Regions from separate parts of the Mus musculus genome. Here all the other regions are linked to region 1. The links are chromatin loops, found by intact Hi-C in ENCODE. Cell type or tissue: left cerebral cortex. All regions are shown on one strand.

What was found. Hi-C counts contacts between places; a loop is a spot of excess contacts. Peaks named below come from ENCODE experiments on the same cell type or tissue, not always from the same donor. Only the 100,000 strongest peaks of a DNase experiment are listed, where the experiment ranks them.
Region 2: it touches region 1 in a loop (2.5-fold over the local background); 6 of 42 quality-filtered maps call a loop at or near these places.
Region 3: a loop joins it to region 1, with 3 times the contacts of the local background. A loop is called at or near these places in 9 of 42 quality-filtered maps.
Region 4: a loop joins it to region 1, with 3 times the contacts of the local background. A loop is called at or near these places in 6 of 42 quality-filtered maps.
Region 5: a loop joins it to region 1, with 2.5 times the contacts of the local background. A loop is called at or near these places in 2 of 42 quality-filtered maps.

Annotation. Positions count from the first base shown.
Region 1 is chr19:6,487,166-6,492,165 of GRCm38, forward strand. Nrxn2 (neurexin II) reads left to right here. Exons shown (of 23, transcript NM_001205234.2): 12 at 1,619-1,645; 13 at 2,902-3,021; 14 at 3,369-3,750; 15 at 4,319-4,509. Gm52381 (a long non-coding RNA gene) reads right to left here. Exons shown (of 2, transcript XR_003952843.1): 2 at 3,839-5,000. Among named protein-coding and RNA genes, the nearest start is that of Gm52381, 7.6 kb to the right of the region's middle. In left cerebral cortex, a CTCF peak has its summit at 2,011 (motif pointing right); a DNase peak (open chromatin) is centred at 2,014.
Region 2 is chr19:6,933,646-6,938,645 of GRCm38, forward strand. Kcnk4 (potassium channel, subfamily K, member 4) reads right to left here and starts at 870. Exons shown (of 7, transcript NM_008431.3): 1 at 703-870. It overlaps Gpr137 (G protein-coupled receptor 137), which reads right to left. Exons shown (of 7, transcript NM_207220.3): 7 at 4,412-4,884. The coding sequence ends at 4,725. In left cerebral cortex, a CTCF peak has its summit at 2,864 (motif pointing left); DNase peaks (open chromatin) are centred at 17, 348, 670 and 2,832; H3K4me3 peaks cover 1,396 bases; H3K27ac peaks cover 1,518 bases.
Region 3 is chr19:6,854,138-6,859,137 of GRCm38, forward strand. Ccdc88b (coiled-coil domain containing 88B) reads right to left here and starts at 4,074. Exons shown (of 27, transcript NM_001081291.1): 1 at 3,943-4,074; 2 at 3,497-3,654; 3 at 3,247-3,358; 4 at 3,100-3,169; 5 at 2,962-3,020; 6 at 2,790-2,873; 7 at 1,972-2,115; 8 at 1,705-1,853; 9 at 1,515-1,596; 10 at 1,219-1,377; 11 at 605-751; 12 at 342-450; 13 at 51-187. The coding sequence starts at 4,002. In left cerebral cortex, a CTCF peak has its summit at 2,688 (motif pointing left); DNase peaks (open chromatin) are centred at 2,692 and 4,077.
Region 4 is chr19:6,921,481-6,926,480 of GRCm38, forward strand. It overlaps Esrra (estrogen related receptor, alpha), which reads right to left and starts at 328. Exons shown (of 7, transcript NM_007953.2): 1 at 142-328. Catsperz (cation channel sperm associated auxiliary subunit zeta) reads right to left here and starts at 3,900. Exons shown (of 5, transcript NM_001039494.2): 1 at 3,812-3,900; 2 at 3,314-3,626; 3 at 2,043-2,119; 4 at 1,821-1,887; 5 at 946-1,180. The coding sequence starts at 3,829. The coding sequence ends at 1,071. It overlaps Kcnk4 (potassium channel, subfamily K, member 4), which reads right to left. Exons shown (of 7, transcript NM_008431.3): 7 at 4,182-4,895. The coding sequence ends at 4,503. In left cerebral cortex, a CTCF peak has its summit at 3,124 (motif pointing right); DNase peaks (open chromatin) are centred at 480, 1,568 and 3,140; H3K4me3 peaks cover 1,440 bases; H3K27ac peaks cover 1,689 bases.
Region 5 is chr19:6,907,472-6,912,471 of GRCm38, forward strand. It overlaps Prdx5 (peroxiredoxin 5), which reads right to left and starts at 2,635. Exons shown (of 6, transcript NM_012021.3): 1 at 1,988-2,635; 2 at 511-645; 3 at 71-202. The coding sequence starts at 2,146. Trmt112 (tRNA methyltransferase 11-2) reads left to right here and starts at 2,227. Exons shown (of 4, transcript NM_001166370.1): 1 at 2,227-2,791; 2 at 2,892-2,993; 3 at 3,113-3,202; 4 at 3,281-3,557. The coding sequence starts at 2,714. The coding sequence ends at 3,388. It overlaps Esrra (estrogen related receptor, alpha), which reads right to left. Exons shown (of 7, transcript NM_007953.2): 6 at 4,884-5,000; 7 at 3,506-4,539. The coding sequence ends at 4,280. In left cerebral cortex, no CTCF peak of the experiment used is centred here; DNase peaks (open chromatin) are centred at 2,242, 2,591 and 3,010; H3K4me3 peaks cover 3,270 bases; H3K27ac peaks cover 2,134 bases.

The sequences.
Region 1 (5,000 bases):
TTTGGACCCTTCATTGGTGAAGACTCTGCTGGCTTGGAGAGAGCCCCTGGGACCTGACTCCAGGGCCTGGCACCCTTCCCCTCATCCTCACAGCCTCCTTCCCCTCATCGTTCCTGGTTCTTCCTCTTTATTTATTTTTTTTTCTCTGCCTTTCTCAGCCTCTTCTCTCCGTGACCCCATGCTTCCTCTTGTGTCTGTCCTTTGACCTCCCACTGCTCCCTGGGTGCCCAGGCTGTGGCTCGGGGTCCCTGCTGCTCCTCCCACTCTGCTGTGGTTGACAACGCGTGTGGAGCTCAGCTGTACTGCCCCAGGGCCCATGACCCTCAGAGCCACAGTGGGTGTTTGTTTACCGCCACTGCAGGAACCTTCCGAGGCCCAAGGGATGCCAGGTGCATCCAGGGCCACGGTGCACCCGGGCAGAGCTTGTTCATGGAGAACCCACATGGGCGTCACTCTTAGCCAGGGTTAAGGATTGTCTACTCTCTGAAAGACCAGGGTCAGAGCAGGGCACACCTGTAACCTGCTAGCCTCACAGCAGTGAGGAAGAGATGCCCAGGCTCAGCGAGAGCTGTCTGAAGTCACTCAGTGTGTATAGGACTGAGGCAAGGACCCAGCACCCACAACCACACCTCCAGCCCCACCCTCCAGCCCCAGGCAGTCCCATCACTCCAAGCCTGGCCAGGGCTTTGGACTTATTAAGTGGTATAGAACAAATGACCCAAGACTGTCTCCTTGAAGGCTAGCTGACTCCCACCAACCAAAGGGTTGATCAGAGGCTCCTGCTGGCCTGAGATGTAGGCTCTGTGTAGACATGGATTTTCTAACTTTGTGAAACCCTTCCAGCTTTGAAACTGGGGACAGCCCAGGCCAGGATTGAGAGCCTTTGCTTATCAGTGACTTGCATTGTGCCTAGAAGTCACATTTTGCAGATCTTGGTGTCCCTATGGAAGGCCTTGGCTCCTTAGAAAAATTGACAAAATACTCGTTCTGCAGGGTGGCGGAGTTCTCGGTGCCCCCAGGGCAGGGACAGATAGAAGGAAGGTTCCTGTTCAGGTGGCGCTGGCCTCTGGGGCTTTGGGAGGTTTATGGCCTTAGGAAGGGGGCCCTGGGGCAGACCCCTGTTTTGGGCTTAGAGCTTGAGGAGTGACATGTCACACCTGAGCTCTAAGCAGGGTGTCGTCCCAGAGCAGGGGATGCAGGGGCCCTGGCCTTCCTTACCCATCTCCCTCCTAGTGATTGGGTAGATGTGGGGTCGGTCAAGCCCTCATCCCCTGTATCCCCTGTACGGCTGGGATTGCCAAGGTGCCCGTCTCCCTTAGACATGAGAGGCCTGGGCCCCTCCAAAAGGGGACACAAGCCCTCTTCCCACCACCTGACTGCCCTGCCTCTTGGCGCTAGGAAGGGTTGGAGCCCTCTTGAGGGCATGAAGGACATGGGTCCAACTGAGGACGGGGAGAGGGCACCTGGGCACGCGTGGTCCCCAGAAAGTGGCCCTAGGGGGAATTCCCGCCTGCAGATACCCCTCCCTGTGAAGGATGTAAAAAAAAAAATTACACACAAAACCTTGTTTTTGCCTTTTTTTCTCCCTCCCCCTCTGCCCACCCCATGGCCCCCCCAGACTGCCTGCGCGTCGGCTGCGCACCCAGTAAGTGGCTTGCCTCTTCTTTTGCAGCGACCCAAGAGGTCTGGGAGGCTGGACATTGGGGTTTAGGGAGAAAGGGATGGAGGGAGGGGGAAAGACAGTTTCATTATTGGCTTGCAAGGGGTTGTGGGGAGGGGAACAGGTATGGGGGTGGGATGGGGAATTGTGGAGGGCAGGATGGACAAAACAAAGCAGAACCAGGAAGAAGTAGTTGGTAAGGATGGTTATGGATTCTGGGAAAGGGAGAGCCAGGGCACCTTGTTGCCCAAGTCAGTAACAGGAGGAAGAAATCTGGAGCTAGGCAGCACCTGGTGCGAGAACATAAAATCTGTAGACTTAATGATGCATCTCCACCAGTGGCCACAAGGGGGCAGGCGAAGTACATGGGAAGGACGATTTGGGTAGGAAGGGTGGGGGTGTGCCCAGAGCCTCAGAGTCTTTTAAGTCGTTGTAATGCCTGAGTCTGCAGAGTTCCTGCAGGACTCAGAGTTGGCCAGTGAGGGCTGTAAGCAGGAATTAGAAGGGAGGCCAATGTGGACAGGCCCAGGTCTCTCTGTCACTGAGCAAAGAGATCTGGACATGGAAGGCACAATTGTGTCATAGTGTGGTGCACACACCTGAGGCCCTTTAAAGCCAGCACCCCAAACCCCAGGCAGACAGCGTTAGGGATCCAGGGGTAGCCCAGAGGTGCTGCCAAACCCAGAACACCTGACAGATGTGGGTGTTGACAATCATATGTCAATCAACTGTCAATAGTCACAGCTTCCAAGAAACAGAACATGTCTGTGGCCACGCAGGCTCTTTGAGTGCTACATAGGGTTAGCCATTCCAGGGTGTAGAGTTAAACAGGAATATACAGGAAGGTCACAGTGGGTTCAAGCTGTGCACATGGAAGGTGAAGCTGTGGGTGTCCTTCCTTTGGGGTGTGTAGTGTTTTGAGTGTGAGGTCTGAGAAATCAGCTGCTAGCGTCACACTAAAGGTCCGTAGGAGAACAGAGGAAGGTGTGCCTGTGTTCCTGGCTACCATTCTGTAACCAATGGTATCCTCTGCGGTCACACAAAATGGCAGGACGAGGTGGGGTTTGTGACTCCAGGTGTAGAAGATTTCCCTGCATGCCCTCCAGGTTCGAGGCAAGGGGCGTACACATTGGTGTGTGCAGGAAGTTGAGTATATCCATGTGCAGGTGGGCTGCCTCCTGCCTGGGGCGCTGCCTACAGCCATGTGTCGCGCTATGCTCACTCCCCCCTTGGTGCTGCAGGTAAAGGCCCCGAGACACTGTTTGCGGGGCACAAGCTGAATGACAATGAATGGCACACGGTGAGGGTGGTCCGGCGTGGCAAGAGCCTGCAGCTGTCCGTGGACAACGTGACTGTGGAGGGTAGGTGGCCTAGACCCAAGATGCTGGATGTATTTCCAGAGTGCTGTGTTTGGTAGCCTCTGCCTGGGTTGTTGTTTCTAGAGAAGTTATTATTATGGGTCTGGACCCCAGGGACTATTTCAGCTCCTTCCAAGCATCTTCCTGGAAGCCTGCTGCTCCACTGACTGCTGTGGCTTTCCCCGGAGTGGTGGGATGGTAGCGCTGGCCCAGGATATCTAGTAAGATCCCTTCCTGTGGCCTTGTTTGAGGACATGATCTTTTCCAGGAAGACGAGGCCCTGTTCTAGAGGTGACCCCGTGTTTTGTGCACTATTTCCTTCCCTGACGTTGGTTTTCTGTCCCGAGCAGGACAGATGGCAGGAGCCCACACTCGGCTGGAGTTCCACAACATTGAGACGGGCATTATGACAGAGCGGCGGTTTATCTCTGTGGTGCCCTCCAACTTCATCGGGCACCTGAGTGGGCTGGTGTTCAATGGTCAACCCTACATGGACCAATGCAAAGATGGAGACATCACCTATTGTGAGCTTAATGCCCGCTTTGGCCTGCGTGCCATCGTGGCTGATCCTGTCACGTTCAAGAGTCGCAGCAGCTACCTGGCGTTAGCCACGCTGCAAGCCTATGCTTCCATGCATCTCTTCTTCCAGTTCAAGACCACGGCCCCAGATGGACTTCTGCTGTTCAACTCAGGCAACGGCAACGACTTCATCGTCATCGAGTTGGTCAAGGGGTGAGGGGATGGGCACTGTGGTCCCCTGCTGACCCCGATAGAGCTCCTCCCTGGCCTTTGGGAAGGTTCAACACACCCAGACATCAGGTCAAGAGCCACATCTTTAGTCATCAGCCAGGAGGGTCCCTCTGCAGCCAAGATGGAGAAGCCCAACCCTGCTTCTGGGCTGTTGGCTCCTCGGCCACTTCCTTGCCAGGGTTCCCAGTCACGTCCCTTCTCTGGCCACTGTCCTCTTTATGGCAGAAGTCAGCCAAGTCTTTCTCTTGCCCTGGAGAATTGCGCCCTCAAGTAGTTCAGACCCTGCTTCTAGGGGACCCCTACTGTATTACCAAAACTCCCCTTCTGTCAGGTCCTCTTTTGGGGGCCAAGAGCAAGTGCTTCCGTGACCTCCCTGGGACAAGACTTCATGCCTCAAGCTTCCAGTGCCATTTTTTGGTCCCTTCCCATGGGATCCCTTGTCTACCCCTCTGCCCCAGGCCCCTGGTTTTTCTGCCAGCAGTAGCTCATTCTCGCCTGGCATCTCTGTGGTGCCCGTCTGATCTGGTGTTTCCTCCCTACCGTGGGGCAGGTACATCCACTACGTGTTTGACCTGGGAAATGGCCCGTCCTTGATGAAGGGAAACTCAGACAAACCAGTCAATGACAACCAATGGCACAATGTGGTGGTGTCCAGGGACCCAGGCAACGTGCACACACTGAAGATCGACTCCCGCACAGTCACGCAGCATTCCAACGGTGCCCGAAATCTGGATCTCAAAGGTGGGGCTGGAACCTCTGGAGAAGGCCAGCCTTACCCCAGACCCCCTTCTCCATTGAGATCAATCCCCCGCCCCCTGAAAGGGGGTCAAGGCCGCTCTCCCTCACCCCTCTTTCCTGTTCTCCATGGTGTCTGGCTGACATTTCCCACCTGTGTCTTACTGGGCTCTCCTGTGAAGCCACTTCAGATGGAGCACTGGCCAGGCTATTTCCCACCAGGGTCCCACCATCTCCAGTGACTGTACAGCAGTCACTGAAATTGTCACTGCCAGTCCCCAGTGTAGGTGGCCGAGAGGAAGAGGAGGAAAATGAATAACAGGAGGGGTAGGGGGAGAAGGAGGTGGTGGACTGGGCATTGGAACAGGAGACGTAGGCTGCAGCTATTTCAGAGCCATCTGGGGTCCACGAGACCTCCTTGCACACACATGCCTGGAGCATCCCTTAGCTTTACGGGCTCCACGTGTGTCCGTGTAACCCAAACTGTCAAAACCTGG
Region 2 (5,000 bases), 450 kb after region 1:
ACACACATACATATACACAGTCTGCTACATGTGCCACAAAGATCTTTGAGCCACATTCCATTCTGCAGCTCTAGCCGCGCGCTGCCCAGGCTGCAGGCATAGCACTGCACCACGCTCCGGCAGACCCTGGCACAACTAACCACCATGGGCGTGCCCGCAGGGCCGAGCTACCCTAGAGGTCCACGCGCACGAATGCGCGCGCTCGCGTACACACACACACAGATACACACACGGAACCCGTGTGACACCGCACGCCAGCCGCTTGCTCCCACCACCTCCCCCGCGTCCTTACGCCGACGCCTCCGAGCGTGACCGGCGACGGGACGCACGGTCACACCACTCGAGGAAGGCATCCACGCGCGGGAAGTGTCCCGCCCTGCCGGTTTCTCCCAGCTCCCAGGGCCTGAGATCCAGCCCACATTCCCGCGCCTGCTCCGCACTTACTGTCTGCCCACTCTGTGGCTGCGGCTTTGGCTGCGGCCAGGTCTCCCGCGCCGCCTCGAGGGTGTGCGGGCTGAGCCAAGGAGGTGCCGGCGGCAGCCCAGAGACCGAGCCGCCGGCGGCCGTCTGACTAGGACCCCCCTCCTCCCGCCCTCAAAAGCCCCCTCCTTGGGAGCTTAACCCTACCAGAGCTGCGTCTCCCTACGTGCCGCACCCTCGCCACCGGCTCTCGCCACCAACCGCCTTGAACCCAGCCCTTACCTGCACCTGCAGCCTCTGGGCTCCCCAATGCTGTCTTGTCCAGGCCAGTGAGTGGCAGAAGACTCAGAGAAGGGTCGACGTGAAGTCCAACCTTCCAGGCTGGGATTGGGGCCCCAACGCTGCCCTAACCTGGACATCAGCTGGCCCGGGGCTCAGGACAGCCGCCACACTCATCTCCTGGAATCTTCTAGGTCTATTACTGGACTGGGAAGAGCCTTCGTTTCTCCGCCCATGAGGATAGTCTGGGCCTTGGGCTCAGCACTTGTGAGGGAGAGGCCCCCAGGGAGAAGAGGGTATGTGGGGGTGGAAGACGGGGAGCTCTCTTTGAGGCCACCTGGATTTAACCAGCTGAATGGGTTGGGTCCTAGTTCTAGGAAGTCACTGATAGAGCACCTCTTGCTCAGGCTGCATTCCCATCTCTGATCCTCCAGGCCCTGGGGTCACCCCCCCCCCCCAACCATCTGCTGCCTGACAATTCCAGCAGAAAGAGTGCTAGCATTTTCTGAACAGCTAAAGCCGGGTCCTCTTCTGTCTTTATCCTTCTTTCTTCTTCTTTATATCCTTTTTTTTTTTTTTTTTTTTTTGGTTTCTCGAGACATTTCTTTACTGATTTCCACAAAATCTCTCCTGTAGCGTTCAGAGATCCCATGCTATTGTGGTCAGTACTTTTGTTGTTGGGATGTTTTGCTTTGTTTTGAGACAGGGTTTCTCTGTGTACTCCTGGCTGTCTTGTAGACTAGGATGGTCTCAAATTCAGAGATCCACCTGCTTTGCCTCCAGAGTGCTGGGATTAAAGGTGTGCCCTACCATTACTGGGTTTTGTGGTAATTGTCAGTATGTTTAAGTGACCACCCAGATGATAGGGGGTCAGGGTGAGTTACCAAACTCCCTAGTTCCCACTTACAGTAAAAGGGTGATTACTTAACTCTGGGTGCTGATTTTGAGTATTTAGGAAGTCAGTATTTGGGGGCTGGAGAGATGGCTCCGTCTTTAAGAGCACTGGCTCTTCTTCCAGAAGACCAGAGTTCAGTTCCCAGCACCCACTACTGTCTGGGACACCCTCACACAGACATACATGTAGGCAAACCACCAATGCCTGTGCACACATACAAAGTCAGTGGTTTTTACTTTGGTTCTTTCTCTTTTTTTCGTTGTTATTTGTTTGTTTTTGGAGCCTTAGCTGTCCTGAAACTTGCTCTCTAGTTCAGGCTGACCTCAAATTCACAGAGACCCACCTTTCTCTGCCCCTCAAATGCTGAATTAAGGGCATGAACCACCACTGCCCAGCTGAGGTCAGCGTTTATAAATGCTTAAAGCCTAGCACACAGAATTAAGTGCCCTAAAAATGTTAGCAATTCTGCTTCCATCCGAAAGTGATTGTCCAGCTTACTGCTGAAGTCTGAGCCTCTGCTGTTCTCTCTGGAGACCTTGTAGACCTGGCTCCAGGAGAGTCCCAAAGAAAGAATTTCAAGGCAGACTTACTGCTAGGCTGAGATCTCAAAGGAGCTAGAATCACCAGGTTTATAGACAGGAGTCACAGGCTCTAATAATCAATCCTGAGCCACAGGGCAGATCTGCAAGGATGTCCGGAACTCAGGGCAGTGACTAAACCTTTGGGAGCAGTAGGATTTGTGTACCAAGAGCTGACTCAGCATGCAAGTAGCCAGGGGATCAGGGTTAACCCATACCCAGGTAAGGAGATGGAGGCTGTGCCACACAAGCACACCCTTTATAGATCTTCCATAAACTTGACACTTGAAGACCACAGTAGAGGTGGTGACAGAAGCCAGGCCTCAGGTCAGTGAGATGGTGCAGTGCTTTGTAGGGCTGCTTGCCACCGAGCCTGAAATTCCAAGTTTGTTTCCTGGAACCCATATGGGTTTTTCTGACTCTATACCTGTGTGTGTGTGTCTGTCCATCCATGTATGCACACATAAATACATGCACAGCACACACACACTAGGCCTCCACAAAACTAATTTAATCCATTAGAAGACAAGATGCCTACCAGGCTGTGGAGATGGCTTAGCAGTTAAGAGCACTTGCTGCTCCTCCTCCAAAAGACCTACTAAGTTCAGTCTCCAGCACTGGCAACTCACAGCAACCTCTAACTCTAGCTCCTGGGGATCCGATGCCCTCTTCTGGCCTCTTTGGGCACTACACACAGGCACAGGTGCAGATACACCTATACATAAATATAAATAATCTTAAGAAAAAAATGAGGGGGGTGGGCAGGATGGCTCAGCGGGTAAGAGCACCCACTGGTCTTCCGAAGGTCTTGAGTTCAAATCCCAGCAACCACATGGTGGCTCACAACCACCCATAATGAGATCTGATGCCCTCTTCTGGTGTGACTGAAGACAGCTACAGTGTACTTATGCATAATAATAAATAAATCTTAAAAAAAAAAGAAGGAAGGAAAGAAAGAAAGGAAGGAAGGAAGGAAGGAAGGAAGAAAGAAAAGAAAAGAAAAGAAAAGAAAAGAAAAGAAAAGAAAAGAAAAGAAAAGAAAAAAAAAAGAAAAGAAAAAATTATACCAAACTGGGCCAATGAGATGGCTCAACAGATAAAGGCCTTTGCCACCAAGCCTGGTGATATAAGTTCTACCTTGCCAGTCCATATGAAGGAGTGAACCAACTTGTAAGTTGTCATCTGACCTCTACATATATGCTGTGCCAAGTGCTTATCCATACATACACGAAGACATATATACAAATAAATGCATGTCATTAAAAAGAAGTTAGCTCTGCGTGGTAGCACACATGCCTATCCTAGAGCTCAAGAGGCAGAGGCAGGTGGATCTCTGTGAGTTCAAGGCAAGTCTGGTTTAGAGTGAGTTCCAAGATAGCCACGACTACAGAGAATCCCTTTCTTGGAAAAACACAAACAACAACAAAGAATGTTAAAGGGCTGATGAGATGGCTTAGTGGGCAAAGGTACTTGCTACCAAAACTACACCTGAGTTTGATCTATAGGACCCAGGACAGAAGGAGATAATTGCCTCTACAATACATGAGCCCACACATACACACACACACAATAAATAAATGTAACAAAAAATTTTAGCCGGGCGTGGTGGTGCATGCCTTTAATCCCAGCACTTGGGAGGCAGAAGCAGGTGGATTTCTGAGTTTGAGGCCAGCCTGGTCTACGAAGTGAGTTCCAGGTCAGCCAGGGCTATACAGAGAAACCCTGTCTCAAAACCCCCCCAAAAAAAAATTAAATAAATAAATTAATTAAAGATGCCTGAAAGCCACATAATTACATTGCTGTGTGGTCCAGGAGGGGTTATGGCTCTCTGTACAACCAGTGAAGTCTCGTGGAGATTTGATTCCCTGGCCCCTCCCATGGAGATTCAACTCATGGCCTTGGACATTCCTGGAAAGTACTCAACAGTTAAGCCACATCCCCAGCCTGTGGAAGTGACTTTTCAACCAGGACAAACCTCTCGCTTCAGGTATTTGAGCTGAGCCTAAGGCAGGAGGATCATTTGAGGCCAGGACTTTCGGGCCAGGTTGGGCAGCACAGAGAAGGCTACTCTGAACCAGGAGAGCTTTAAGAGCAGAGGCACGTGCAGTGTCCCTGCTGCTCGGGGCTCACTACCTTCGCCAAAGGTGAATGGCAGCTGCCCAGCCTGGCAACCCATGTCACGGGCCAGCGTCTGATTATCCCGATGCCAAACAGGTCAAGGTGAGAAGGAACAGACGAGTGACAGGAGGGAGGACAGGGCACAGCCTCTGTTTATTGAGTGGTAGGCACAGGAGAGGTAGCCGGCTCCAGTGTGGAAGCAGAGGTGGCAGGTCATGCCAGGGCACTGTGGGCATCTGGTATCCTGGGGCCTTGTTTCCATTTTAGGGGGATGGCACAAGCTCACTACAATAGGAGCGGCAAGGAGCCGGCCAGAGGAGAGAAGCAGCCACAGTCTCCTGGCAACCTGGGCAAGAAGCAGCAGACGTACTTGGCACAGGGGCCAGGGATCAGGGGAGCTGGGGCCTGGGTATTCTAAGGGGAGTAAAAGCAGATCACGTCTGTGGTGTAGAATAGAGGCTGTGGTGGTGACTACCAGGTCCTGGCACCTGGGAGAAGAGCAGAGGAGTGGTCCTCGTCTGGCTGGCCCCTCCCCAGCCTGGCTCACGTCCGATGGCACCATACCAACTGCCAGAGCCCAGGCTGCCGGACATGCTGCGGGCAGAGAAACAAGGTGAGTCCCAGGCAGTGCCCAGGGCCACATTCTTGAGATGGGAGAGGCTGAGAAACAGAGAGCCCTAGGTCAAAGGGCAAACTGCTTTTGTGGGCAG
Region 3 (5,000 bases), 370 kb after region 1:
GAAGGATGTGGGTGGGAAGCAGCGAGGATAAGGATACCGGAGGGACCAACCTGGCTGCCAAGCTGTGCCTGAAGCATCTGTAGTTGGCCTCGAAGCTCCCGGTTCTCCCGTTCCACTGCCCTTAGCCTCCCAGCCTCTGCTTCCCTCACCTCATCTTGCAGTGAGGGTGCTGCTCCGGGTAGGGAGGCTGGAGACATGACCAAGTCAAACTCTGTCCGCCCTCTCTGACTCCCACCCCAACACCTCTCAGAGACTTAGTAAGGACTTGAAAACAAGTCCTCCCCACTCAGAGAGCCTGCCTTCACCCCCAGATCCTTGCCCTTACCCTAGGCCTAACTCACCCTCCCCAGGGGAGCCTGGGGGTGGCTCCAGACTCCTCTGAAGTTCCAGCTCCAGCTCCACATTCTCTTCCACCAGCTGCTCCAGCTGATGCCGCAGAGAGTCCAGGTCCTGGGTGTGGAAAAATAGGTCAGTACCTTGTTCATCGGCCAAATGTGCAAGTCTGAATATCCCAACATACTACAGGAATCACGTAGAGAAACCTTGGGCATCATTAGAGTCATGGAGAACCAGGGACAACGATGGACAGGTCAGCCTAGCTCACCGCATGGGCCTCGCCCAACCGCGTGCGCAGCAGGAGGTTCTCCCTCTGGGTCTCATGCAGCCTGGCTGAGCGCTCTCGGGCAACCTCCAGCTGTTCCTCTAGCAGGACCTTCGAGGCCTCCAGGGCCTCGGAAAGGACCCGCTCCTCCTGGTGGGAAAGCCAGGAGGATCCTTGGTGAGATGAAATCTTTATGCTCAGAGCCTGGCAGTTCCAGATTCCTTCTCCTGGGACAGCTTCACACCCTGCCTCTTTCCCTACCTCCCATTGCAACTCTCTTCAAGGTCTCCCCAGGTACCCCAAGGAGAAGCCTTCCAAGGCCGTATCTCTCTAGACCCCACTTATCGGTACAGCTACTTGGTGGGGTCTCACTGCCGACTTCCCTATTTTACCCTATCCGTCTCTTCAAGTCTCCTCCTCTTCTCCCTTACATCCGCCCATCCTAAAGAGCTTGTCCCAGACTTCACCTGCTGTATCTTCACCCGCTTCACCCAGCTATCACGATTTCCCAAGCAAGGCTAGACCCACTCTTCTCTTGGCCAGACTCCCCTCCTACACGCCCCGCCTCCAGACCACACCCACCAAATACTCCGCCTCCAGCCCCGCCCCCACCTCACCTCCAGCTGACCCTTGAAGACCTCTGCAGCTTGAAGCTTCTCGCGACAGCGCCGCAGTTCTTCCTGCAGGCGTGGCAGGCGGCCGGCCCGCTCCCGCAGTGCCTCTGCCTCCTCGCGGTAGAGCTCTGCGCGCTTGGCTTGTGCGGACAGCGCCTGAGTCTGGGCCATATGGTGTGGAACTAGGATTAGCGAGCCACGGGACAGAGGGGTGAGGGATCGCAAGAAGCAATAGGACCACGATGAAGAGGGGACAATGGCGGAGGGCGGTGTGTTGGGGGGAAGACGTTGGACCGCACCTCCTGGCGGAGCCTTCGAATTTCAGCCTCCAAGCCCTGCACCTCGGCCTGGGAGTCCAGCAGTTGCTCAGCCTTCTCCTCCCTGGAAGGATGGGATGATGGAGGGTGTCTGCCAGCTGCAGAGCCACACCCGGGGGCTGGGGACCCATCCAGATCCCACTGACCCCTTCCTGAGCCTTCAGACACTCACACCTCCTGCCTCAGGCGTCTCAGCTGGGCCTTGGCATTGGTCAGCTGCAGAGCCAGATGGTGCGAGACACCCTCCGCAGACGCATTAGCAGGAGCCTCTGGCAGCAGCAAGTGGGCTGGCTCCCGCTCTAGCAGCAGTTCAGCCAACCGCTAGCAGGAAGTCAAAGGTCAAAGAAGCATCTTCCAAAACCTCTGCACATCGGGCCTCCGATCCCAACAAAATCGTTCTGGGTTATGACAGCCCCATCGCCCCTTGCCTGTCCCCTACCTGTGCCCCCAGATCGCGCTCCCGCGCCAGCCTGGACATCATCCCTGTCAGGCTCCGTAACTGCATCTCCAGCTCCTCAGCCACCAGCTCTCCGGATTCTGGTCCAGCCAGAGCCAGTACCACACCAGCACCAGGTTGGGTCACCTGAGGGCACAGAGAGCAATACATCAGGAGGTGAAGGTGGCTTCAGGGGTAGCAACAAATCCCCTGTGCCACCCACCACAGTACCTAGAGATCAGGAGTTAGACATAATTCCTGGTAGACAGACAGACAGGAAGAGCAGCCATGACATGGAAGAGGTGGCAAAGCTCTTCCAAGATGGCCAGCTTCCTCCTCAACCTGCTTACTTAAGACAAAAGCCTGGCAGCTTTTGCCGCCCACTAGTGGACCCTTGCTGACATACTGGCTCAACAAGTTCAAGGCCTGATGAGGACATGTCACACAACAGTCTCTGACCAGAGAAAATAGGGTGAGGAAGACTTCTCAGAGTCTTTAAAACCGCAGGCCTCCAGAGGAGACCGGGTTTGTTTGTTTGTTTGTTGGGGGTGTTTTTGTTTTTGTTTGTTTGTTTGTTTGTTTGTTTTGGCTTCCTGAGCCCTGCTTCTGCAAAGCAGAGCCTTGTTCTCTGTGTGTCTGCAGCATGTGTGCTTGCTCGCCCTCCATAACCGCCTCTCCTAACTGCTGTTTCTGTCTGCTGTGCAAGAGCTCTCTCTGCTGCCACCTGCTGCGCTTCAGATTTTTCCCTGCCATTTAATTCTTCAGCTGGCAGAGAAAATGAACCCAATCAAGCCCCTGGACTGTATTGCTGCCGTCAGTACCTCCTGGATTGCACCAGCCAGCTCGCTCTGGACGTCAAGGCTGAGGCCCCGGATGTGACGGATGAAGAGCTCCCGGTGTTCACACTGTGGTGGACAGAGAAGGCCCAAAGCTGGCACACAGAGGCCCCTCCTCCTGTCAGAACTCCATTCTCTTCTCCCGTCCCCTCTTCACCTGCACTGAGGCCCCCAGCAACAGCCGAAGGATGCTTTCCAGCTCGTCCACTGCCTCTTCTGCTGGGCACAAGCCACAAAGGGTTAAATAGGGACATGGGGCAGGGACAGAGGACAGAGGGTGGGTAGGAAGCAGCACCTGAGAAGGGGTCACACCCCATTGTCTGGAGGTCTGGAGGTGGTGATAGGATCAGCAGCTGTAGCTCCTCCTAGAATAGGCCAACACTAAGAAAGACACCTTCACAGGGGCTGCTGGGCCTCCTGTCTGGCCTTCCCAATGTTTTACCTGGTAAAAATCCCTCAGTCGCCCCCATAGATGACAGAGGTTCCACATCCGACAGGCTGCAGGACCATCACGGCCCCTGACCATTCGAAGTCCTCCTCGGGAACTGGGAGCACTATGATCACCCAGGGAACATGGGTGAGAGGTTGGCTTGAGGACCTCCCCACAACCCAGACAGGCCTTGCCCTCCACCCTCAGACTCCTCCTACTATTCACAGCCCCCCCCCCAACTCAACTTCCCCATGTCACTTACATGATGCCCAGCACCCGAAGGAGTAAGGCTCCATCGATCAGCCGCAGGAATCTCTTCTCTGTACAAAGAGCCCCCTCTTCCTCCTCCTCCTCCTCCTCCTCCTCTGTTCCCCCCGCTGATTCTTCTGCCTCCCCCACCAGCCCAGCCAGTCCCAGTGCCTGTGGAAACAAATAGAAGTCAGCTAAACAGGTAGAAACTCCCCACCACCACCACCCCCAACTAGTAAACTCATCCTGAGTCCCTGATCTGTCCCAAAACACTCTATGATTCCCACTACCACCCCCCCACACACACACACACACTTCACCAGTGCCCCTGAATGCCTCCTGCCCCAGTTCCCAGACCAGCTTCCCCTCCCCCCCCCCTGCTGATGCTATACACCCAGCCCCTCCTCCCCCAGCCCTCAGTCTGCCCCACACTCTCTTCCTCTCCCACCTGACCCTCACCCAGGTGGCCAGACTCCCACTCAGAAAGCCTCTGAGCCTGGGCCCCTTGGCCCCCTCCATGTTGGGGGTCAGGGTGTAGTCCCTGTCACGCTGTGGCAGCTACACCTGCTCTGAGAGGAAGAGGAAGTCCCCGGCTGGGGGATCCCAGAGGCCCAGCCACAGACCCTGTACAGCTTCCTTCTTCCGGGGTTCTGCAGGGCTGCGAATCGTGTCTCAGCACATACACGCAAACACACACACACATCTTCCCTGGGTCTCAGATAAGGTAAGACTAGCTACAAAGCTGTAAGTTAGCTGAGGGGAGGCCTACAGGGTTCCTGACTCCATGGGAATAACGGGAAGACCTTTTCTCTCGTGGGCAAGAGAGAGTGACCTCAGCCTGGCACTCTGTCGTCACTAAAAGAGCTCTGGCCTTGCCTTGGAGTCAATAGGCTGGTCTAGCATTCACTATAGGTAGTCCAGGATGGCCTTGAATTTGTTCTTCATTTGTTGGTATCTCCTTCTTCAGTCTCATGCCAATCTGTCAGCTGTTGAAGCCTGCTACAGGTGCTGCATGTCCCAGCCAGCTCCTCTGAACCCCAGGAGAGAGTAGACGCTGACCCTCCTGGACTTTGTAAATACTACACTGAAAATGGAGGAAGGCCAGTAACCGCAGTTACCAGACTCAGTTTCCCATCTGTAAACTCCTTAAAAGGAAGCACACAATACCCGGGAATGTGACTCAGTCCATAGAGGGCCTGCTTAACATATACAAGGCCCTGGGTTCAATCTCTAGTACCTTATAACCGGGAGTAGAGATGCATGCCTGTGATTCCAGCCCCTTGAAGGGTAGAGACAGGAGAATCAGGAATTCAAGGCCATCCTGGATTACCTATAGTGAATGCTAGACCAGCTAAACCAATTTAGTGAGACTGTTTCCCAAAATAATGATGATGCTGGCCAGGCATGGTGGCACACATCTTTAATCCCAGCACTCAGGAGAAAGAGATAGGTGGATCTCTGAGTTCAAAGCCAGCCTGGAGTTCTAGGACATCTAGGCCTGTTTAGAGAGACCCTGT
Region 4 (5,000 bases), 430 kb after region 1:
AGGCCAGGACCTGAAGCCAGTCCTGACCCGGCCGACGCACCAGGCGCGACCCCGCCCGCAGCCCGCCCCCCGCCCGCGCTTGCACATGGCCCCCGCCGCGCCCGCCCACCCCCGCGGCCGCCTTCCCCTCCGCCCCCGGACCTTGGGCTCCGGCAGGGCTGGCGGGCAGGCATGGGGGCCGAGCGGCCCGGAGCGCCGGGGTGAGCGGGGGCCGCCTCCTCCGGCCGCACCGCCCCGCCGCGCTGCGTCCCCCCTCACTCGGCGGCGCCGCTGGCTGCTTGTAGGACACAAAAGGACATCGCGGCTGCTTCCTACTCCGCTTCCTCCAGCTGACAGCGGAGGCGGGGCCGGCCTGCGCATGCAAAACAGGGGGTGGGGCCAGGTGCCCTATGCTAATATCCGAGGGAGGCGGCGGCGCCTGCGTACCCGGAGGACAGCGGGCAGGCCTTGTCGATACACACGCGTGCGCGGCCTCCTGTGGGCGGGGCCTGAACCTAGGGGAGGAGCGAAGACTAGGAACTGGTGCGGGAGAGAAGCCGGAGCACCCTTGCATCACGAAGGAGGGCGGTGCTCTGCCTTATAAGAGTGGGCGTAGCTGTTCAGTGAACTCACTCTGTGAGGGCGTTGAACGTGTATGTAAATGAAAGGCGGGTTTATGTAACTGCATATGCATAAGGGGTGGGGCCTAACAGGGTGCTGCTCCCCACCCCACCCCATTATGTTGATGGGACACTTGACAGATTTGGTAGATCAGCACCCCTGAGGACCCTCAAGTGGAGAAGCAGACCTAAAACATGCAAGTAGCCCTGGTTTGCGAGTTCCTCAAAGGCAGAGGTGAGACACGAGCGGACAAAACTCAAGGTCACTGCGGTGACCGAATGAAGGTCACGGGGAAAGGCGGGGCCACGTGCGTCCGCCTCACGCAAGCAGCCACGCACTGACTCTGGGACCATGCATAGACTCTTTAATTTCTCTAGGATTCAAATTCCATGCAGATGAGGTTGAGCTTGGGTTCGAGGGACCGGAAAGGACACGGAGCGGACGTCTCGTCGGCCACTTGAGCTGGAGGTTCACTGATCCAAAAAGTACAGCCTCTTGTTCCTGCGCTTCCTGATCCCTTCGATGTATCCCTGCAGCTCTTTAGTCATGAAGTGGTTCCTGCCAATCGTGGACCTATATGCTAGGGAGAGGGAAGAGCTGAGCTCAGGGCCATGAACAGCAGCAAAGGGCTTCCCCCATTTGAGGAACCACAGGTGATTTGAGGTGGCATTTAGTGCTGGATTTGGATCTGTGTTAGTTTGGGGAATTTTGGGTCTCCTAGGTGCGATGTGAAGAATGGAGGGGAAGAAGGCTGAAGAAGTTGCTGCAAGCCTGAACAGAGGCAGTGAGACCCAACCTCCTCCTGAGCCGCTCACTCTAACTAGTTATCTGGCCCTTTCTTCCCTCTATGTGCTCATATACCATGAGCAGAAGGTTACGCAGATAATCCAATATCCAGTACATTTACCCAAAAAAAATCCCGATGTGTCACAGCTCCCACACCTGGGAGTGAAGCAAAGCTACCCAAAGGCTGTCACTCCACTGAACAAGCAGAGAAAACAGACTTGCTAGAAAGGGGCTTATTTTAAGTCCTCTGAGTCACTCACTCCATTGAGTCGGCCTGTGCCTACTCTCTTGACTTTTAATTTTTAGGGCATCCTTGTGAGTGCTAAGGGGATCTGACAAGACTACATATCCTGAAACTCCACAGCCCCAAGCCCTGCCAAAGCCACCAGGATCTTTTGTGGAAGCTGGGGTGGGGGTGGGGGTGGAGTGCTCACTGATGAGGGCTTTTTTGAGAATATCCAGAACTTCAGTCTCCATGAGCTCCATCAGAGGCAGAGGCAGCTGGAAAAGCAACAAGAGACTCAACCAGTTCCATGGAAAGCTGAAGTGGTCCCCACATGACCTCCCCAGCTTGCCTGCCCCACTTTCCTGAAACCTGCCCATCTGCTGCTGCCCACTACTCAACCCCAGTAGTCTCCCCAGTAGTATCCTCCAACCCTGTTCTGCTGCTCTGTCCAGTAGGTTCGATGTGGCTTCCATAGGCTGAATATTAGTGATTCTGAAGTAGACGATGCTGGAGAAATGAAGAGAGAAATCGGTCTTGGTCAGGCTCCTGGGTCATGGTGGGAGTGGGGTTCAGGGAATAGCTGCAGCTACACCCTGCATCAAAGGTCATAGGGGACACTGGTTTCAGCCCTAGGCTTTAGAATCCCACCCGGCTGAGATCCAGAACCAACTGTCCCGCTGTGTGAGACTTGGAGTCATTCATAGGAATTCCCTCTTGTGAGAATTGTGTGCCCTCTGAAAGTGTATTGTTGGGAACTGAATGCAGGGCATTGTATAAACTACGAAAGAACTCTACCAGTAAGCTATGTTCCTCAGTCCAGAACAGTCTCTTATGGCAGTTGTGCCATGCAAAGGTCACAGTACAAGAAGTCCTATGCTTATGTAACAAGTTTAATATAAATCAATTGTTATATCTGTATCACTCTTGTTTGTTTAGACATGTTCCCACAGTGTGGACCTAACTATCCTGGAACTTGGTATCTAGACCGGGCTAGCTTTGAATTCACAGCTTCCTGAATACTGGGTTCTTATCAGTACTCATTGCTTGATGAAGGTGGAAACGGACGGGACAGAGGATGGACACATACACATCTCAAACAGTGCTTGGCATACTGTGTGTAACCCCAACACTCAGGAAGATACCAAGATCCAAGGTCATCTTGGGCTATACAGTGAGACTCTCATTCCAAAAAGAAATACAAAGCAACAATAAAGTAACTATTGACCAAAAGAGAGACTTCCAAACAGCCAGATCCCAGCCAGGGAAGGAATTCTGTCCTTTCAGCTGGTGCAGTGATGAAATTAAACGCACAGGTGAGGGAGGGCTCGAAATATGCTTAGTGGTAAAGAATTTTCCTACCAAGAGTGATGTACTCGGTTCGACCCCCAGCACCACATTAAGATAAAAAGCAAAACAAAACAAAACAAAACAAAAAAAACAAACAAAAAACTGACTAGGTCTTCATTGACCTGCTTGCCTGTGCGTTTCCCGGGTTCCTCGTAGTAGGACGCCTGCCCGGTAGGGGGAGCTCAGAGAATGTCTGAGTTAAAGCGTGAACGGTTCTCGCCTGAGCCCTCTCCTAAGAAATCCTAGAAACTTGGGTTTCTATGGGCTTACCCCCATTTTGCAGGAAGGCACTTTAAGACCCGGGCTAGCCCCACCCTTATGGCACACCCATCGCCTCGGCGAGGCTATACTGACCTAAGGAGGTCTCAGATTCTTCGTGGTCCTCCCCATGCTCCAAGGACCTGCCATGGCACAGTTCAAGCTCTCGACGTGCTTGCTGCTGGATCTCCTCTGGCTCGAGGTTGAGGCTGTCCCTAATAGAAATGGTCTGGCTGTACTTGCGAATCCTGTTTCTTACAGATTTGCCCTCTTCGTCGAAGTCCTCGCAGACGTCGGATACCGACACATTCGCTGTGGACATCGTGGCCGTGCTCCATAGGTCACGAACATCTCCGTACAGGCTGGATCTGACCGAGCTGCGGCGATGGTTTGCGTGTTTGGGCACCGGCTGCGGGTCACACACAGGTAAGGTAGCCAAGGAATTCAGGGAGCTGGAGGGAGCAGGGAGACTGGACTGGGATTGGGGACTCTAGGAGAGCTGCCAAGCCCCCAGGCTGAATGGCAGGTTACTCTAAAGACCTGAAGGAGTACTAAGGTTCGTCTGGGCTTGGGGAACTCGGGCAGACTTCTTACTTTGACGCTTTCCTCCATCGTCCTGCACCAACGGACCAGTATCCACAGGGCTCAATCGAGAAGGGAGGGGGGTCACGCTCCAGGAAGGGGGAGGGGCAGTCTCCTCCCGGATGGTTATAGTGGTCTCGCGGGAGGAGACTTCAAACTGCAGATTGCATCAAGACTCTAAGTTGCTCCCACCCCCAATATCAATGCCAAGACTGGAAGTACCCAGTCCAGTTTCGAGTCCGGGTCTCCTCCAGGCAGAGACAAGAGTCTGAATACCTGAACTTAACCAAAAGAGCATGACTTGTCCGGTGTGGGGGCCCAAGGACGGCAGTGGGCCTGATATAAGCCCATGGTGGCGCGAGAAAAGCACTCGCACACCCACTTGGGACCCAGGAGCATGCACTCGGTAGTGCAGAGTTTTTGTTTTATTGGTGCAGGTTTTGAGGCACAGTTGTGAGGTGTGAGGGTCAAAACCGGCAGGGGAGCGAGGCAGAAAGCCTTGGATGGTGGGCTTTGGAAATGATTGGATGTGAAGAACCAGCCAGGGAAGAGCGGTGGCATTTGGCAACCACTGGACTCCTGTCAGGGTTGCAACCACGTGGAACAAAAGAGGGACGGCTCTTTGGTCAAATAAGCCAAGCATGCCTGAGCATCAGCAAGAGCGAAAGCCCTGGCGTGGGATCCGGGTCCAGAGATCCTGCCCCTACACCGGCACGGCCTTGTCTCGGAGTCGCCCAGGACCCCGGGGTCTGGAAGGCTTTTTGGATGGGTTGGGTCGGCGGCGACCCCGAGGAGCCCGAGGCAGGGCACAGCCACGCTCACTCTGCGTGTCTGAGGACTCGTCGATGAAGGCCAGATTCTCACTGGGGTAATCCAGAGCTGAGGCCGTGGGCGGGGACGGAGTCTCAACCTTCTCTGCGGGTGCAGGGGAGCCGGGCCTGCCGGCTGGCTCAACAACAGCAGGCGGTGCCGGCAAAGAGGAGGGCAGGAGTGGTTGCTCCTTCTCTGGCGGCGGGGCGCTGGGCCCAGTTCGCTGGGTCACTCGCGCTGTCACTGTGCCGGTCCAGCTAGCAGCCTGTGCCGTTAGGCCACCCATCTGCACAGAGAGGAAAAGGGGTCGACCCATTGCAGCTCCGAAAGCTGCCCTTTTACCAATTGCATCCACCTTTTTGCCTGACCCTTGAACCTCAGCCTGTGGATG
Region 5 (5,000 bases), 420 kb after region 1:
AAATAACATGTCACAAAAACAAGGAAACTTCCTACCTGGCCCCGTCCCCCTCACGGGCCCCACACCTCACCTTGCCTTCTGCCTGGTGGGCTCGACCCCACTCTTCAATCACAAAGACGTCATTAACGCTCAGACAGGCCACCACCTGCGCTCCCTTGGCCTTCAGAGCTCCAGCTTGCTCCACAAACCCAGGCAGGTGGGTCTGAGAGGAAAACAAAAGGTCAAAGGAGAGCAACTGCAGTTGCTCAGCCTGCTCCCCCTATTTCCTAACATCCCTGACCAGGGTAAGGAAACCAGTGTGAAACTGGCCACTTCCTTTTTGCCTTGGCTACTAGGAAGCTTGGACCTAAGGGTGTATGGTCAAGACCATAGGCAAATCTTTTGTCTCATTAGCCCGAGTCCCAAGGGCTTCCACCACCAGCGTCAATCAGAGCTATCAGATTTAATGTGGGTTCTTTTCTCCCACACTCCTGGTCCCCAGTTTCTGATTCTCGAAAGGAGAAGTCTCACCTTAGAACAGCCAGGTGTAAATGCCCCAGGGACTCCAAACAAAACACCTTTCTTGCCCTTGAACAGCTCTGCCAAGTTCACCTTCTTTCCCGGTTCCCCTTCAAATACCTCCACTGAGGGAATGGCATCTCCCACCTGGAGAAAAAGACTCCAGGGTAAAACAGAGTGAAGAGAGACTAGTGAACCACAGCCACACAGATAGACCTTGATGGAGCCAGTGCTCACACCCAGCAGAAAAAGTGCCTGGCGGTTCAGGGGTCCATTTCTGTCCTCGCTCTCCTGTATGTCCTGCCTGCCCCACATCCTACATGACTGATTCTGCTTAAGGCCAGTTGGTGGCAACAGAGAAAGGGAGAGGCCTTCTCAAGTGTTGCAATACTGTATAAACAAGCCACCCAAGATGGGTCAATGCACAGAGGAGGGGTACAGAGGGCTATGTTTGGGGTTGAGAAACCGCCTGGTAACAGGCAGGAAGAAAAATCCTATCCACACACCAGGAGAAACACTTTGGAAAACCAGGTTAGCTATGTAAGCCAAAATGTTCAGGATGTAGGCTCTTGGGGTCGGTGGGAAGTGTCAGCCCACCTGGGGGCTTTCAGAGCCACAAGAGGAAAGGAAGGCTGAGGTGGGTAGGTAAAGGTGCCCACCACCAAGCCTGGTCAACTGAGCTCTAGCCCCACAAGCGACATGGTAGATAGAACTGACTCCTGAGAAAATTGTCCTCTGACCACCACACTCACATGCCTGTTACCAAACACACACACTAAGTACATGTTTAAAAGTTTTTCTTTTTTCTTCTTTTTATAAAGGGCCTTTAATCCTAACATTCGGGACGCAGAGTCAGACAGATCTCTAGGAGTTTGAGGCCAGTCTGGTCTACACACCAAGTTCCTGGCCAGCCAAGACTATATAGTAAGTCAACCTCTGTCTCTGTGTGCCCCCCCCCTTCCTTCCCTCCCTCCATCCCTCCCTTCCTCTCTCCCTCCCTCTCTCTTTCTCTAAAAATTAAGTCCAAAAACAGGAGAGGGGATAGGTTCAAGAATTCCCAGAAAGATCAAACAGAAGGGCGGGATCGGGGTGAGCATACATAGAGTGGAAACAGAAGTGGAAAAGATCAACCCAGGTCCCCAAGGGACCATGGCTCTTTCAAAAGATGAGATGAAATGGAGTTTAGTACAATCACAAAAGTGCTGGGGCTTTGGGGAAAGGGTTGGAAAAGCTGCCAAGCGGCAAAAGAGGCATTTTAAGAATGTGGGAAATGACATAGCATTCGGTCGCTTGAAAATGGTGGGGACTTGTCCCTGGACGTGGCATAGATGTGAGAGGGCAGCTCAAGAAATGTCCCAGGACGGAGAAGCAGAGACAGGGTCTTACAAAAAACATGACAAGAAGAAACGTCAAGGAGGACAGCCCGAGACCCCGCGTGGAACCCAAAGAGACGCGATAGGCTGGACCCAGGAAAGGTAAAACCGGTCACCTTGATCGGGGCCATGGTCACCGCGGAGCTGCTGAAGCTGCGGGCTCCGCCACACTCCCAACCTGCTTCTTTCCGGCCTGCTCTGCCTGCCAAGCACGTCGATGCACGGAGCACAGAACTGGCTTTGCAGCCCAGGACTCGAAGCCCCAGCTGTAGCATACCCGCCCCGCTGCCGCAGCCCACCCGCAGATGGCTCTGCCCACAGGAGGTGGATGCAGGGACAGCTCCGCCCACGCCGCACGTCCCACGTCGCAGCCACAGCGCCGGCTTAGAGGGGCAGGGCCGTGACGCACTACGACGCGGCGGGGCTCTCAGGGCTCGCACACCTTCTTCAATCGCAGAAAGAGGTGCCTGGTTTACCGACGTGACAGTTCGTGACCCATAGCCGCAAACAGAGGTCGGGGATGATCTGGCTGAGCCTCAAATGTGTTCGTTTTACCTGCGCCGTAACGCAGCCGGTTTACACGTGACTTGCATAGTGTGTACTCTCTTCAGCGAGCGGGATTCGGCGTAAGCCTTTGCAGTCTCCCCGAGAAACGCTTCCGGTACCAGGACGTGACCCAACACAGTCCTTCCGATCTCGGCTGCCGCCAAGCCCCCCAAAAGGTCCCCTAAGTCGGCCACTTCCGGTCCGGCGAAGAGTTCAACGGCTTCAAAGCGGAAGTGGTAGAAAGGAGAAGTGTGGACTCCTTCCGGTTCCGGCCTCACGCGCTCCGCTGTGACAACATGAAACTGCTCACCCACAATCTCCTAAGCTCCCATGTGCGGGGCGTGGGCACGCGTGGCTTCCCGCTGCGCCTGCAGGTAACTGCACAAGGGTTCATCGCCCATATAGTTCAGGGTGGAGCCTCCGGGACCCGGACCTACCTCGCTAAACCTTTTTACCGCCCCCCCCCCCCCGCAGGCCACTGAGGTCCGCATCAACCCCGTGGAGTTCAACCCGGAGTTCGTGGCGCGGATGATCCCCAAAGTGGAGTGGGCGGCGCTTGTGCAGGCAGCGGACACCGTAAGGACCCCGCCCCTTCTGTCGCCCCTTGGGGGCGGGCTCAGGCTCTGAGCCTCTTCCCTGCCCGGACGGCCTCGGTGTTCGTGTGCCCACTGACCACGTACGCTTCCTTTCCACAGTTAAACTTGGCCGAGGTACCCAAAGAGCCGACTGAAGGCTATGAGCACGACGAGACATTTTTGAGGAAGATGCACCACGTGTTGCTTGAGGTGAGAATCCTTGGGCATCGCCTGCCCAGACCTCCCACTGAGGCTACCGGTGCTTAGCTTTGTCCTGCTCCCCTGCAGGTTGATGTACTGGAGGGCACCCTGCAATGCCCAGAATCTGGTCGTCTTTTCCCCATCAGCCGCGGGATCCCCAATATGCTGTTGAATGATGAGGAGACTGAGACGTAACCTTGCTAGCCGCCACTTTGGTATTTTGTTGACTGTGTGTTTCTGTTGTACGGTCTGTTAAATAGACGTGTCATGTGTGACCCCCAAACTCCCCCCAGTGACTCACCGACCACCGTGTACTTGAGCTCCATAGTATATTTTTTTTCTCATTAAAGGTTCAAAACCAAAAGCGGTTTCTCTTTGCAGCAAATATACATTAAAATAGAGTCTCTGTACAGCCAAGGGCTCTGGGCCCTGGCTTGCCCCATGGCCCTGCGCCTCCCTGGCCAAACCCAAAAATAAATATAGTGTTATTGCTCTGCAGGGCATAGAGGCAGTGCTGTCCCCCACCCCTTGAGGTGGGAGCTGATAGGGGGCCCTGGCCACCCCTGGGGTCCAGGGGCTGGAGCCTGCTTGGAGTTATTGCTTCAAGGGGGGGCAATAATGCCCAATGCGGATGAGGAGAGGAGCGAAGGGACGGGGCCTTTGCTTTCCAAGCCCCCCTCTGCTCCGGAGAGGAGATCGGATTAAGCAGCAGCAAAAGCATCACCCAGTGGGAGCCGGCGGCCTCCATCCCTTCCCTCCCTGAGATCAGTGTCTGCCTCCTGCACATCCCCTGCAGCCCCCTATGGCTTCCGCGAGGCCCCCAACACTCTTGGGGGGCACGTTATGGCTTGCAAGGGGCAGCACTGTGCCCACACCTGGGCATTCACTTTCCTGGCTTCTGACAATCCCCCACACACACAAAGTGGGGAGGGAAGGGCATGAAGCCTTCTCCCAGGGGCGGATGGCATTGCCCTGGCCCTGCCAGCAGGCTATGGCACTGCCCAGACTCCAGCTTTGCCCCTTTGGGGCTAACACCCTATGCTGGGCAGATCCTGCCAGCCACCCCACCCTGTCCCACCCCTTGCCTCAGTCCATCATGGCCTCAAGCATTTCCAAAAACAGCTTGTGCATGGGCACCTTGCCCTCCAGCTTCACCCCATAGAAATGGGCCAGGACTTTGCCTGCTGTCTGGCGGAGGAGTGGCAGCGTAAGCAGCAGCCTGCCTGCACGCCTCCGCTCAGCACCCCCTCCAGGGCCAGCCCGGCCAGCTTCATACTCCAGCAGGGCCTCATGCAGGGCTTCGCGCAGCTGCTCCACAGCCTCAGCATCTTCAATGTGCACAGAGTCTAGGAAGGGAGAGAACCATTGGCTGAGATGACTAAAGGGCAGGACTCATCTGTTTGGATACTCTGGGTGGGCTAATACACTCGCTGCTCTGCCTGTGAGCCGGGGCCTATCCTTTCTCACCAGTGGACACCTCCCAACCTCCACACTGCCCCTCTCACTACTGCCTGGTTGGCACACCACTAGGGCTCAGAATCCTATGTATAATTCAGGACCTTGGCTTACTTGGTGATTTCCAATAATTATGCCTCAGTTGTCCTCATCCACAACAAAGGGTCATACCACCATCATTGACAGTTGGAGGACCTTATGGGGAGACCTGTGTGTGTTTTCCCTGATCACTCACCAGAATTGGCAAGGGCCAGAGCTTTCAGCAGGACGTACTCCTCCCGCTCCAGCCGAAGAGCTTGCAGTCGCCGAACCAGCTGCAGCAGGGCTGCCCCCAGATCCCCCAGGCCAGCTG